2 separate regions of the Homo sapiens genome follow, and region 1 is linked to region 2. Evidence: chromatin contacts called from ENCODE Hi-C or POLR2A ChIA-PET data. All regions are on one chromosome and are shown on one strand. Each heading gives the region's core, a stretch centred on a gene start or an enhancer-like site at or near the end of the contact. The rest is flanking DNA. Distances are from core to core; before and after follow the strand shown. Region 1 holds the start of ARVCF (ARVCF delta catenin family member). Region 2 holds the start of MRPL40 (mitochondrial ribosomal protein L40).

Region 1 (4,448 bases), core at 306-2,805, 580 kb before region 2:
CCTGAGCCAGAATGTCACCATGGTGCTGCTCCACAGGATGACAGCTACCTGGTTTGTGAGGGCCCCTATTCTAGGGACAGCTACTTCATTCTGCCCTCCCAGAGCAGCAAGCAACAACCCTATGCCAGGAGGCCAATTGGCACGTCAAGTGCCAGCTCCAATCGATTGATAGTAGCTGCCTGGCTCTGAAAGGCAGCTGGGATCGATTCACCATGCTGCCAGCACACAGATGGACCCAGCGGTGGTCCCAGCAGTGAGTTCTTGCCTTGGGCCATTTCATTTTCTTTGTCCTGGCCAAGGAATGATTGGATGAACACACTGGACTCCCAATATGGGTGGATAAGACAAGAGTGTCTGGTCACACCCCTCCACCACTCATAAGCATGGTTGTGGGCAGTTTGGTTCCCCAGGCGGCCTTGGAGAATGCAATGAGCCGAGGAACTGGTCATCTCCAGGTGCATCCAGGGCAGGAAAGGATGACAGCATGCGTGAGCCAGGGTCACTGGCTAAGAAGTCATCTCAGGACCTCCCCCTAGAAAAGCCCACTGGGCAGCATCCCTGCTGGTTCCCCCCTACACCACAAGGTTACGCAGAGCTGGCGGAGGGTCATGGTCCCACTCATGTCAGGTGCTCTTAATCTGGCAAGGAAATGTAACCTACGTGAATCTCAACAGGCAGTGAAGCACCGTTTCTTCCTGACTCCAGGTAGGGTGAAGAAAATGGGACAGTAGTACGGGGTGCGGGCATAAACGCACAACTCTGCCTCCCCAGACGCAGAGCTGTGGGGCTGTGAGAATGCCAGGAGGAGGTAAGAAAGGGCGGCCCCATGGGGGGCCTGCAGGGTGGGACAAGCCCAAGAGGTCTCTACATCCAGGCCTGGTGGGGGAGGTGAGCCCCTGGTTTACCGAGGGGGTCCCTTCCTGCCCTCGGAAATACTGCAGCTCCTACCTCCATCGTCTCCCCGCTGCGGGGACCCAGGGGCGTGAGGATGAGAGAGCCCCCAGGCCCCAGGGTCAGACGACTGTGTTCAAGCAAGTGAGAACCTCTCTGAGGCTGTTTCCCAACTGTAAAATGGGGATAGCAGCAGAACTCTCTCTCGCGGCTTGCGTGAAGAATACAATTCGATGTCGACAGGAGGGAGCGGCGCGCAGCGCGCAGCGAGTAGCAGGCGCTGAAGAAGGATACCTGTGAACTGGGAGTGGTGGCGGAGGCTACGCGGCCAGAGTCCGGGGAAGGGGCGCCGGCTCTGCCAGTCCCTGCTCGGGGCTGGATGGTCGGGGGATGTTCTCGTAAGTCGGCTGGGAGGGAGCGGTCCCGCGTACCCTGCCACCGCCGCCGCAGAGGTTCGGGCAGGTGCGGGGCCGCGGCCCCTCCGCGAGGGGGCCGGTCATCCGCCGGGACTGACATCCCGGAGGCCCAATGGCAAGCCGTCATCTCCGCGCATCCGCCCAATCGGCGCCGGTTGCCGTGCCGCGCCGGGTCTCTCGACCAATGGGAAAATTTGCTGTCAGATGGGGCGGGGCGGAGATTCGCGTCGCCGGCCCGGTCCGCTTTGCGCACGGGCCGCGTGAGGGCGGGAGGGCTGGCCCGGGGTCTCGGGTTGCGCGCTGGGCCTGGAGGGAGGGGGCGGCCCCCGCACCGGTCCGAGTTGCGGCCGCGTGGACTGCGACCCGCGCCGCGCCGCACCGCGCCGCGCCCTGGGAACGCCGCTCCCCGCGCGCCAACGGACCCGGGGAAGCCCTTCTGGGGTCCGAGGCCGCGCTGCGGGGCCGCCCACGCTGCGCTCCAGGTAAGCCTGAGCCAGTGGGCGGGGTGTGGGACCCGGGGCTGGGGCCTCGGGTCGGAGCCGGGACTGGGGGCGGGGCTGCAGATATGGGACGCATTCCGGGCAGCGGTCCGGACAGGGTCCTATCCCTGGAGTCGAGATCCGGGCGAGGGTCTGGGCCGGACGTCGGAGCCAATCTCCGCCCCACCCGCGTCTTGTCCGCGCGCTCTGCGGCGTCCGAGACCCCGGGCCGGCGGGGGCGGGTCTCTTTGTGCGTGGCCTTGGGGCCCTACCCTACCCGTCCGGGCGTCTTGCACTGAGCACTCCAGCCGAGCGCGGCCCGACCCCGCAGCCGTGCCCGCCCCGCGCGACGCTTGGCGCCTAGCTGCCAGGGCCCTGCAGCCGCCGAAACTTTCCAACAGCCCGAGGGGCGGCAGGCCGGGAACTTTCCTGGGGCAGCGCGCCGCCGGGAAGCTCAGGGGCACCGACGGCCCGGAGGTGTCCTCGCGCCGCGCTGCTCCTGCCGCCTCGGGGGTGAGAGAGGGCGCGCCACCCGGACCCCCGGCCTGGGTCCCCCTCCCCACGCCGCCCTGCGCCCCCTCGGTGCCGGTGCGGAGACATGTCATCTCCACTCTGAGGGAGACTGCTCGGTTTGCTGGGGAGTCGCCCTGGGCAGGTGGCCTGAGAGCTCCAGCCTATTTTAATTTTTAAATAATTAAATATTGGCTGCTTACAATATTTCACCGTTTCTTAGCTATGTGTAATGTAACATACTTAAAATGGAACTAAAGGACTTCAGCTCCCTTTCCCTACATCCAGGCATATTTAGAAATAAGGAAAAGAAAGGTGCCCCGTGGGTATTTTTTAGAGTAGGCTCTTAATGCTGCTGTCTAATAACCTCAGGTGAGTACCCAGGCTGCTGTGGGGGAAACCTCCCCTATGGTATGGGCCAGGGGGGTGCAGTGGGAGCCTCCACCTCTCCCGACCTTAGCTTCTCTGGGGTAGCTGCCTTTACTTCTTCCTACTTCTTAACTACTGCCTTATCTGCCTTTACTCTGGGATCTGGGCGGTGTTTAGAGGTCTGGTCCAAACAAGGCAGGTGTTACCTATCTTGTACTCACTCTATTGGAGCTGGGATGGTGCTGAATGCAGGGGGGCAGTCAGCGCTCTCTTGCCCGGTGTGCCATGCCAGTGGCCGGTCAGCTCCTAAGCAGGTGATCCAGGCCTTAGATCAGGCGACAGTGTGAGCCGCAGCGTGTCTGGGAAGGCATTTCCCCCAGTCTTGCCCCATCCTATCCGCAATGTCTGCTCCCAGCTGTCCCCTGTCCCCACCCTACCCCCATTCTGGGGTCCACCAGCGCCCAGCAGAGGACTGGGCACAGAACATTCGCTAAGGGACTCAAGTCCCAGCTGAGAGGGTAGTTGAGCACAGCCAAGCCAGCCCCTGCCCAGCTCTTGGCTGAGCTGCCCTGTCAGGCTTTTCAGCATAAACACAAGGACCTTCTGACCAAGGTTCCTCCTGGGAGAACAAGTTCTGACCCTCAATCCTGCTAAATTTGAGTCTCCCCACCCACCACATCTGGGCTGCTTGGCTCCCATGTTTGCTCTGGCACTCCCTCCAGAGGTGGCCCTGTAGTCTCCCCCCAGTCCCGGGGCCCTCTGCATCTCTGTGGCTCTGTGAGGGTAGGGTAGCACCCCTCCTTCTGTTTGTGCTACACAGGGATTCAGGGTGAGTTCCCTGTGCTCCTTCACCCCAGGAGTCTGGCCTGGGGGAGCATGAGGCTGTCCTGAGTAAGGACAGAAGGTGCAGGAGCAGCAGGATCCCCGGTCTCTGGGTGGAGCAGGGAGCTCTGCACACGGATGCCAGGCACCACCCTCTGTCCAGCCCATCTGTCGTGCTCCCCGCCTGGCCCTGGCAGAGGGAGTGACAGGGTAGAGCTGGGATAGGGAGTCAGGGCCCATTCTGTAGACAGGGCCAGGAATGGAGGGTGGGGGTCCAGGGACAGCACTGCAGAGCACCAGCTGGGCCTTGGGGGTCCTGGGGACTTCCCTGATGGTGGCTTAGTCATGGGGAGGTGTCTGTTCTTTTGTCAGCAGCTTCAATTAAGACCAGAATGAGGCCGGGCGCAGTGGCTCATGCCTGTAATCCCAACACTTTGGGAGGCCAAGGCAGGTGGATCACCTGAGGTCAGGAGTTTGACACTAGCCTGGCCAACATGGTGAAACCCTGTCTCTACTAAAAATACAAAAATTAGTCGGGCATGGTGGCATGCGCCTGTAGTCCCAGCTACTCAAGAGGCTGAGGCAGGAGAATCGCTTGAACCGGGGAGGTGAGGGTTGCAGTGAGCCAAGATCACACCACTGCACTCCAGCCTGGGTGATAGAGCGAGACTCTATCTCCAAAAAACAAAAACAAACAAAACAACCAGGATGGGCTGGTCACGGTGGCTCGTACCTGTAATCCCAGCACTTTGGGAGGCCGAGGCAGGCAGACAGATCACCTGAGGTCAGGAGTTTGAGACCAGCCTGGCCAACATGGTGAAACCCTGTTTCTACTAAAAATACAAAACAAATTAGCTGGACCTGGTGGCATATGCCTGTAATCCCAGCTGCTGGGGAGACTGAGGCAGGAGGGTTGCCTGAACCTGGGAGGCAGAGGTTGCAGTGAGCCAAGATTGTGCCA
Region 2 (4,995 bases), core at 249-2,748:
AATCCCAGCACTTTGGGTGCTGAGGTGGGTGGATCACCTGAGATCAGGAGTTCGAGACCAGCCTGACCAACATCCAACATGGTGAAACCCCGTCTCTACTAAAAACACAAAAATTAGCCGGGCGTGGTAGTGGGCGCCTGTAATCCCAGCTACTTGGGAGGCTGAGGCAGGAGAATTAGTTTAACCCAGGAGGCGAAGGTTGCAGTGATCCGAGGTCACACCACTGCACTCCAGCCTGGGTGACACAGTGAGACTCCATCTCAAAAAAAAAAGAAAAATCAAATCCTTTACTATCAAGATTGACTGAATCAAGTATCTACAAAGAGTCGAGAGTGCCAGATGGAAATACCTTTAATACTTGCATCTTCCCCACACTCTCCAGGGCCTCCGAATGGGCAGGGAAGAGGAAGGGTCATGGAGAAACAGAAACTTAAGCTGTGTCCTTTAAAACACACAAGAATCCCTTCAAGGAGAATACTTACTTCTTGAGAAACTGCTCAAATTTTAAAAATTACAAACAACAATCTATGGTTTGGAAAATGTTGGAAAAACAGAAAAGCATCGGCCTAAATTTAACTGAGAAACTTTGTAGGCTGTTAATTTTGCAAACCACACATCCAGCATTCTTGCTTTGTTCTCTACACATAGACTGACACCTTTACCCCCAGAGGTCAGGCCCTCGATTGAGTTTTACCTCATGGGAATGAGTTCCCAGAAAGACAACAATGACGCTCGCTGGTGAGTCTCTCTAAGCTGCGTCTGCCAAGTTCCCAGAAGCCTGAAAGATACAAGAGTATGTATAAATATCTGCTTCTCCAGGCTAGGCGCGGTTGCTCACGTCTGTAATCCCAGCACTTTGGGAGGCCGAGGCGGGTGGATCGCGAGGTCAGGAGTTCAAGACCAGCCTGGCCAACATGGTGAAACCCCGTCTCTACTAAAAATACAAAAATTAGCCGGGCGTGGTGTTGGGCGCCTGTAATCCGAGCTACTCGGGAGGCCGGGGCAGAACTGCTTGAACCCGGGAGGCAGAGGTTGCAGTGAGCCGAAATCGCGCCACTGCACTCCAGCCTGGGCGACAGAGCGAGACTCTGTCTCAAATAAATAAATAAATATCTGATTCTCTCCCACTTCACAGGAAAATAAAAAATTGCAATGCTCCCAAACCCGGGGCACTTCTAACTACTTGATATGACAGCAAGGTCAACGTGGAAGGTTTTTCAAAATCTTTCGTTCAGACCACAGAGGACTTAAGCAGGACCGCTGCTCGCCAGGGTGCTCAGATTTTCATGCATAAGAGTCACGACCAGATGGCTCATCCCTGAGATATTCGTGGACTGGGAGGCGAGCAGGGAGCACAGGCGAGTCCTGGCGGACAGTCGCGAAGACCCCGCACGCGCCCTGGGCACTCCGCTATCCGGCCAGCGTCCGCACTCACCCGCTAGTCGGGCGCAGGGCTAGCGAGATACTTCGCAGCACGGAGGCCGTCATGGCTACCCTCGCCGCTTCCGGGCGTGCGCCCCTCCACAGTCCGGCCCGCGGTGCCCCCTGCTGAGGTCCGGCAGACCAGGCGCCCAGCGCTCAGGCGTTCCGGCTGCGTGGGCTGGGACGCGCCTGTCCCCGCCCCCGACGCAGCCCCGCCTAGGGTGTCAGCTGCGCACACACGAGGGCCTTGCGTTTCACGCGGCTCGGGGTCCTCCCTTCCGTCCCCGCCCTGTGCTGGGAGCGCGCCTCTGCAGCGGGCACAGTCTAGCCAGTCAGGCCCTAGCCGGTTGGTCGGTCTGCGCCCTCGCGCGGGCCTCGGCTCCGCAGTGCAGCCGGAGCGGCCGAGGGGGCGTCCCTCTGCTCCTCCGAGTCCAAATGTTCATGTCTAGGCAAACGGCCCCGATCTTCTAATAAACGCGTCCGCCCCAGCCTCCCCCACCAGGGTTGGCTCGTCCCCCGCATTCGTTCGAGTCCGAAGCCCGGATCGCATTCCGGCGCCGGCGCGGAGCCCGGCGCTCGCAAGATGCCCAATAGCGCGTGTTGATGAATGACGGAAGCTAGTTAATAAGTCGGACTCAGACTGGCGAGGCAGAGCTGGTGACGGGCGGTCCACGCCACCTGGGCCCCGCCTGCCTCTGCGGGCGGCCCGGGTTGCAACTGCAGGCCCCGCTCGCTGTCCGCCGTCCAGGCGAACCGCCCTTTCTGGGGCGCCCGCGCCCGGGCCCGACCCGAAGCCCCTGCCAGCGGAGGAGCCGGGGCGGCCCAGTCCGCGTGGGGAGCGGTTTCCCGCCGGGGCGATTTGGCAGGTGCGCGCCGTGACTTCCGGCGTTGCCCGGGAGCCGCCTGAGGAGGAGCGGCGCAGGGGATGCGGCTGTGGTGGCGGCGGCGGCGGCCGAGCGCGGGTGGCGGCTGTGGCGGCGGAGGGGGGCGCGGGCCGGCGATGGCGCGGCGGCCCTGAGGGCGCGGGGCGGGCGGCGGCCGGAGGGCGGGTGGCGCGGGAGGAAGCGGCGGCGGTGGCTCCATGGCCCGGGCGCGCTGAGGGACCCGGCGCTCGCCTCAGCCCGGCGGCGGCGGCGGCCGAACAATGAAGCTCCTGAAGCCGACCTGGGTCAACCACAATGGTGAGTGCGCGCAGGGGTCGCGGGAGGCCGAGCCCGGAGTCGGGTCGGGGTCTGGAGTCGAGTCGGGGCGCGCGCAAGTCCTGCCTGTCTCGCCCCTGACGCCCGGTACCCGGTGCCCAAGCCAAGAAGCCGGCGGGAGCGGACTTTGTCCTCAGCGCGGAGAGGCTGGTGAGCCCCAGCACGTGCTCCGGGTTGACCGCAGCGAGGGCCATCTTCGCCCCTGGCTCTTGCTCTGAGTCTTCCGCTGCCCACCTGTGGTCCTTGGAGGGGCCGCGGCCTGGCTCCCAGGAGCGGGCCTTGGTGCCAGCCAGTGCCTTCCACTGGTCTGCATCGCCCGAGAAGTGCTCAGACGGTCCTGAAGGTGAAACCGGGATGAAATCCCCCTTGTGGCCTTTCAGTGGCAGGATGAAGATCCGAAATCTGCAAGAGGGACTGTTACTGCCCCTCTGGATCTGGGGACAGTGCCCCCAGTTGGGGAATTGTGGTCCCTAAATAGGAGGGTTTGGGGGCCCCGGGCCCCCGCGAAGGATCCACGATTAATGCTGAGCTGGGACATCAGGGTGAACTAGGGTTGGGCAGATAGGGCACAGGTGTGTTCTAGCAGAGGGGCTTCTTAGCTCTGTGGCAGTGGCTCCAAAGCACACCCTTGGGGAACGGACTCATCCACCCCATATCTTGACTCTGATACAGAGAGGCTAGTGGTAATCAGTTTCGTCATAGTTCTGCCTTGTTGGCAGAACTGCTGCAGGAGTTGGTGTTTGCTCCCCGGGTAGATGAAAAAAGCGCGCCTCCCCCTCCCCCACCCCACTCTGCTGACAGCACTGTAGCACAGAAATCAACCCAGGGAGACTCCTCCAGCCCAGGGCCTGATTCTGGCCTGTCTGACTGTTGACAGGCAAAGGGTCACCCTGATGCTGTCTTGTTCCTCATTTCTACTTTGCAGTGCGACTACAGGGTGCTACCGTTTTCTTTAGGAGCGAGAATAGATATTTTAACATGTGGCTTTTTCGTTTTGAATTTGGTCCCAGGATGCTCTCTACTACCACAACTAAACTGAACTGATCATGTGTGTGTTCTCCTCCTGCCACCTCTCTCTCCTTCCATCTTGTGTGACATCTTTCCCATTTTTCAGGGACTAGGTTCACGTGTTTCTTTTGAAACTGTTCATCCTGAGTTACCCCGGTAGATGTGCTGTATCACTGTCTGTGTGTTTTGCCTGGCATGGAAGGTGTGAGGGTACTTTCCATATGCCCCCAGGGTAGGGACTGCCTCAGTCCCTTCTGTATGCCCTACTGCATTGAACAACCTCTTCCACATGATGGGTATGTGATAAATATTGGCTAAAACAGGTAAGAAAGCTGAGGTTTTCATAATTTATCAAGATGAAGTTAGGTTTACTGTGCATGAAAGCCGAAGCCTTGAGTTTTAGTTTCATTTCTCCTGTTGATCTCCAAGAGCATTTCCTGATGTGTACTGTGCAGATCTTTCCCTGGAGAACTGGACAAATATTGTAATTATGAATTATGATGCTTGTGATTAGGAAAGGAAAAATGTTATTATGAACTAGTTTACTGTGTGAAGGTCTGATAGAATTTTTATTTTAAAATGCTTTACCTAAATCAGTTTTTGTGAATAGCCTACCCTTCTCCAGCCTCTCTTCTACTGTCATATAACTTGTTCCTTTTTGATAAGCTCCTTTGTAGGCCAAAAGTTTTATGCTATGTAAACATAAGTAAGTCAAGATGCTTAAGTGACGAACTAGGTACAAATGAATAAGAGACTACACTCAGATCAGCAGCCAAGTGCATCAGCCTGGCAGAGCAAGCACAACAGTGGCCCTTATTGCTGAGGGCCTCTCTACAGCCCTAGAATGGAGCATGATAATATCTACTCTAACCACTTCATAGTATGCTTGTGATACTCAGTTGGGAGCGTAGATATAAAAATGCTCCCCAAACTGTTAAGTGCTTTAGAAATCTGAGATAATAAGTAATAATAAAAAGAGGCTGGGCACGGTGGCACATGCCTGTAATCCCAGCACTTTGGGAGGCTGAGGCAGGTGGATCACGAGGTCAAGAGATCGAGACCATCCTGGCCAACATGGTGAAACCCCGTCTCTACTAAAAATACAAAAATTAGCTGGGCGTGGTGGTACGCACCTGTAGTCCCAACTACTCGGGAGGCTGAGACAGGAGAATCGCTTGAGCCCGGGAGGTAGAGGTTGCAGTGAGCCGAGATCGCGCCACTGCACTCCAGCCTGATGACAGTGAGACTCCATCTCAAAAAAAAAAAAAAAAAAAAAAAAAGATATGGCAACTCTGGCAGGATGGGATTTAACTTCTTTTAAACTTGTTCTTTGTTAAATTTCCTTTCTTTTAAAATCTCATGGAAT

What was found. A loop is a pair of places that touch in the nucleus more often than their neighbours do. ChIA-PET counts read pairs that join two places held with the same protein, here RNA polymerase II (POLR2A). Pooled maps may share reads with other maps.
Region 1: a pooled map shows a loop between it and region 2 (3-fold over the local background). The contact joins the promoter of ARVCF here to the promoter of MRPL40 in region 2. A Hi-C loop is called at or near these places in 7 of 50 pooled maps. POLR2A ChIA-PET finds 5 or more read pairs at or near these places in 2 of 52 experiments (GM10248 and activated naive CD4-positive, alpha-beta T cell).

Annotation. Positions count from the first base shown.
Region 1 is chr22:20,013,930-20,018,377 of GRCh38, reverse strand. It overlaps ARVCF (ARVCF delta catenin family member), which reads left to right and starts at 1,555. Exons shown (of 20, transcript NM_001670.3): 1 at 1,555-1,789. It also overlaps a transcript of TANGO2 not described here. RefSeq lists a silencer at 1,264-1,663.
Region 2 is chr22:19,429,048-19,434,042 of GRCh38, reverse strand. MRPL40 (mitochondrial ribosomal protein L40) reads right to left here and starts at 1,498. Exons shown (of 4, transcript NM_003776.4): 1 at 1,436-1,498; 2 at 695-778. The coding sequence starts at 1,488. HIRA (histone cell cycle regulator) reads left to right here and starts at 2,310. Exons shown (of 25, transcript NM_003325.4): 1 at 2,310-2,603. The coding sequence starts at 2,567. RefSeq lists silencers at 1,424-1,733, 2,024-2,423 and enhancers at 2,708-3,455, 3,404-3,473, 3,714-3,843.